Regions from separate parts of the Homo sapiens genome. Here region 2 is linked to region 1. Evidence: read pairs that join two places in POLR2A ChIA-PET (ENCODE). Cell type or tissue: B cell. All regions are shown on one strand.

What was found. Peaks named below come from ENCODE experiments on the same cell type or tissue, not always from the same donor. Only the 100,000 strongest peaks of a DNase experiment are listed, where the experiment ranks them.
Region 2: POLR2A ChIA-PET joins it to region 1 with 14 read pairs; 4 of 35 experiments call an interaction of 5 or more read pairs at or near these places.

Annotation. Positions count from the first base shown.
Region 1 is chr22:24,196,944-24,199,443 of GRCh38, forward strand. No RefSeq gene overlaps it. Among named protein-coding and RNA genes, the nearest start is that of SUSD2, 17 kb to the left of the region's middle. RefSeq lists enhancers at 1,117-1,166, 1,297-1,416. In B cell, no CTCF peak of the experiment used is centred here; a DNase peak (open chromatin) is centred at 1,288.
Region 2 is chr22:23,887,854-23,890,353 of GRCh38, forward strand. No RefSeq gene overlaps it. Among named protein-coding and RNA genes, the nearest start is that of MIF, 5.3 kb to the right of the region's middle. RefSeq lists an enhancer at 509-803. In B cell, no CTCF peak of the experiment used is centred here; no DNase peak of the experiment used is centred here.

The sequences.
Region 1 (2,500 bases):
GTGGCTCACGCCTGTAATCCCAGCACTTTGGGAGGCTGAGGCAGGCGGATCACCTGAGGTCAGGAGTTCGAGACCAGCCTGACCAACATGGAGAAACCTTGTCTCTACTAAAAATACAAAAATTAGCCAGATGTGGTGGTGCATGCCTGTAATCCCAGCTACTTAGGAGGCTGAGGCAGAAGAACGCTTGAACCCGGGATGTGGAGGTTGCAGTAAGCCGAGATTGCGCCATTGCACTCCAGCCTGGGCAACAAGAGTGAAACTCCATCTCGAAAAAAAAAAGAAAAAGAAAAACTCACTTCAACCCCCTGTGATTCCACCTCCAACCTGACCAATCAGCACTCCCCACTTCCCAAGCTCCTACCCGCCAAATTATCTTTAAAAATTCTGGGCCGGGCGCGGTGGCTCACACCTGTAATCCCAGCACTTTGGGAGGCCGAGGCGGGTGGATCACGAGGTCGGGAGATCGAGACCATCCTGGCTAACACGGTGAAACCCCGTCTCTACTAAAAATACAAAAAATTAGCCAGGCGTGGTGGTGGGTGCCTGTAGTCCCAGCTACTCGGGAGGCTGAGGCAGGAGAACAGCGTGAACCCAGGAGGCAGACCTTGAAATGAGCCGAGATCGCGCCACTGCACTCCAGCCTGGGCCTTCCAAGTAGCTGGGATTACAGGAGCGTGCCACCACGCCTGGCTAATTTTTGTATTTTTAGTAGAGATGGGATTTCATCATATTGGTCATGCTGGTCTTGAACTCCTGACCTCAGGTGATCCGCCCACCTCAGCCTCCCAAAGTGCTGGGATTACTGGCATGAGCCACTGCACCCAGCCAGTGTCTTTCTTTAGGTCGACAGTCCCTGTAACAATACACCAGAGGCATAGGTATAAAAATATGGTCTTACCTTTTTCATTAGTGTGGAAAATAAAGTGTGTGTGCAAGGTGAAAAAAAATCTAAACAATTCAGGGAACTAGCTGCTGGCTAGGGGACATTGAAGCTGTGCTCAGCCTTTTGCTTCTTTAAACACTTGTACTGTGTAAATAAGTTCAGATTAACCTGGAGGAGAAATTCACAGAAGTAGATTGGCTGGTTAAATGGCACAAGCATTTTCTATCTAGAGTTGTACCAGTTGACGCCGCCACCAACCTACAACAGAGCCTGGGTCCCCATGCAGTCACTGGCGTTTGGAGCCTTCACCTTTTTTGCTCTTTGCCAGATAGACAGAGCCTTCACCATGTTGCTGGGTGGTGTGACGTTTCCCAGAACTCCCTCCTGCGTGTTTCTGGTTAGGGTGAGCCACAAGAGATTCCCATGCAAGATTTGGCAGAAGTGAAACTTAAGTCATTTTCTTAGCTCGCTCTCCAGTCACGGCCACAGGCAGAGCCCAGGCCTGCAACTGTTCTGCCTTCCCTTGGATCTGCCTTCAACTGTGCCGACTCCTGGGCCAGATGTGTGACAAAAGGTCTCAGCTTTTCAGGAAACCCTTGTCACCCATGGCAACAAGATAGGACCACTCGTGGTGGCTCACACTCGTAGTCCCAGCTATTTGGGGGGCTGAGGTAGGAGGATCACTTGAGGCCAGGAGTTTCAGACCAGCCTGGCCAACATAGTAAGACCCCGTCTCTACTGAAAATACAAAATTAGCTCGGCGCAGTGGCACATGCCTGTAATCCCAGCACTTTGGGAGGCTGAGGCGGGTGGATCACCTGAGGTCAGGAGTTTGAGACCAGCATGACCAACATGGTGAAATCCCGACTCTACTAAAAATATTAGCTGGGCATGGTGGCGACGCCTGTAGTCCCAGCTACTCGGGAAGCTGAGGCAGGAGAATCGCTTGAACCCACTGGAGGTTTTGGTGAGCTGAGATTGCACCACTGTACTCCAGCCTGGGTAACAGAGCCAGACTCTGTCTCTAAATAAATAAATAGCCAGGCACACTGGTGCACGCCTGCAGTTCCAGCTACTCTAGGAGGCAGGGTGGGAGGATTGATTTAGCCTGGGATGTCAAAGCTGCAGTGAGCAGTGATCACAACACTGCATTCCACCCTGGGTGACAGAGTGGGACCCTGTCTTTAAAAAAAAAAAAAAGAAAGAAAAAGAAAATGCCAGTTTTTCTTTCTTTCTTTTTTTTTTTTTTTTTGAGACGGAGTTTCGCTCTTCTTGCCCAGGCTGGAGTGCAGTGGCACCATCTCAGCTCACTGCAACCTCCACCTCCTGGGTTCAAGCGATTCTCCTGCCTCAGCCTCCCGAGTAGCTGGGATTACAGGCATGTGCCACCATGCCCGGCTGATTTTTGTATTTTTAGTAGAGACGGGGTTTCACCATGTTGGTCAGGCTGGTCTTGAACTCCTGACTTCAAGTGATCCATCCACCTCAGCTTCCCAAAGTGCTGGGATTACAGGCAGGAGCCACCGTGCCCAGCTGAAAATGCCAGTTTTTCCTTTCTTTCTTTTTTTTTTTTTTGAGATGGAGTTTCGCTGGTCGGCCAGGCTGGAGTGCAAT
Region 2 (2,500 bases), 310 kb before region 1:
TGTGATTCATGCTTTTTGTGCCATAAGATATCTTTGCCTATCCCAATGTTGCAAAGATTTTCTTCCAAATGTTGGATAGTTTTAGCTTTTACACTTATGTTGCTGATGATGAATTTCAAGTTAATTTTTGGGTATGGTGTGAGGGGCTGAGGTTCCTTTTTTTTGGGTGGGTGGGGGGAACAGGGTCTCACTGTGTGTTGCCTAGACTGGAGTGCAAGTGACGTGATCTCAGCTCACTGCAACCTCTACCTTCCAGACTCAAGCAATCCTCCCACCTCAGCCTCCTAAGTAGCTGGGACTACAGATGCGTGCCACCATGCCTGGCTAATTTTTTTTTTTTTTTTTTTGAGATGGAGTCTTGCTCTTTCGCCCAGGCAGGACTGCAGTGGCACTATCTCGGCTCACTGCAACCTCTGCCTCCCGGGTTCACGCCATTCTCTTGCCTCAGCCTCCCGAGTAGCTGGGACTGCAGGCGCCCGCCACCGCGCCCGGCTAGCCTGGCTAATTTTTGTTTTGTTTTGTTTTATTGTTTTTCTTTGTTTTTTTGTAGAGACAGGCTTTTGCCATGTTGTTCAGACTGTTCCTGAACTCATGGACTCAAGCCGTTCGTTTGCCAAAGTGCTGGGATTACAGGAATGAGTCACCATGACTGGCCCTTTTTTCTTTTCTTTCTTTTTTTTTGAAATGGCTATCTGGTCGTACCAGTACCATTTGCTTTAAAAAAAGCCATTTTTTCTTCATTATTTTACTTTGGTGCCTAAATAAAGAAAATCAGTGGACTATTGTTGTATAAGAAAGAATTTGGCTTTTGTCAGGAAACAGTGACTGTTAAAGAGAAGTGGTGGGGCTGTGGGTTCTCTGGGGAGAGAGAAATCTCTGGGTCAGGGTGTCAGTAGAGGTCTCAGGGAGAAGGTGACTCTGAGCTGGCTTCCTAAGGATAGGCTCAGCTGGGGGCCTTTTAAAAGCTAGAGCCTTGGTGGCATGTGCCTGTAGTCCCAGCTACTTGGGAGGCTGAGGTGGGAGGATCTCTGGAGCCCAAGAGTTGGAGATTACAGTGAGCTATGATTGCACCAGTGCACTCCAGCCTGGGCCACAGAGCGAGGCCTTGTTTCTACCAAAAAAAGAAAAAAAAAAAAAAAAAAGCTGGAGCCACTGGGAGGCAGCAGCGTTGCAGGATGGGAATGAAGCTACCGTGTCCAGTCACTGTGGAGTCTTCAGGAGGCAGGGGCAGCCCTCCCAGGAGCCCTGTGTGTGGTCACTCTGCCCCTCTGTGTCCATCCACCCTGATCCTGCCTCTGTTGACCTGCTCCCCAGCTTACCTTTGTGCTCCAAATGGCTTCCCTGGCCGCCCTGGCTGCAGACCTCCAACGTGGAGTCATGAGTAAGAATCCATTGACAAGCACCCCTGAGATCCTGGGGTACGTGCCACGAGCAGAGCAGGCATCAGGTGACACCCAGGTCCCGGCCTGCCTCGGACACACATGGTGCCCCGGTCCCCAGCCTGAGCCCTGCCCTCTCACTCACCACCCACCCAGCCGGAATTGGCTCTGGCCACTCTGGGAGGGCGGGGTGGGGGTTGCAAGTCCCTTGTTACGCAGGGAGCCCCTCAGTTAGGGAGAGGAGACAGGGTCTCAGGACAGGACCTTGAAGACAAGGAAGGGCAGTGCAGAGAGGGGTGAGAGAGCCAGACTGGGTTTCTAGGGGGTGGTCCAGGGTGGGAGCTGACCTGCCTCTGCTGAGACTGCGTTCCAGGTGTGAGCATTGATGTCTAGCCCATGTAGCTGGAGAGGAGTCACAGCCATGCTCCCCAGCTCCAGCCCACCTCCCCAGACCCCAGACCCAGTGTGGCCTCTCCCCACCTCCCAGAGCATGTGGTCAAGCCCCTCTCCTAGCCCGAATCCCTCCCTCATTTGCTAATTACCAGGACCTACATGTCCCAGCTTCCCAGGGCCAGGGGACAGGGCCCCGCCCATCTGGCAGGCTCAAGTTGGCTGCCTGGCTGCCGGGATCCAGGCGGCGCTCACAAGGATCTGGGCTTGCACAGCCTCCAAAGGGCTGTTGTCCATTCTCTTGTATTTGTTCTCATCCTCTCCTTTCTTGGACCCTCTGAGTCTCTGGTTCCCTCTTGTTGGGACCCAGATCACTCTGTGCCTCAGCTGAATCATTTTTCCCTTCAGTTTACACATATCCACCTAGGGTCCACTACATCCAGAGGCTTCCGCCTCAGTCCTTGTCCTCAGGCTGTGCCCAGGGTTGTGAGGATGGCGGTGGTCCTTACCTTGCAAAACAGTCTCCCAGTGACAACAATGTTCAGGGATAACATCTATGGAGGGCTTTCTATGTATCAGGACCATTCTGAGTATCTTCCAAGTGTTAGCTCCTTTAATCCTGGAAAGGACCCCATGAAATTAGTACTTTTATTACCCCTGTTGTACATATGAGAGACTGAGTAAAAGCCGGTGGCTTGTCCAGGGTCACACAGCTAACTGGAATGGCCAGG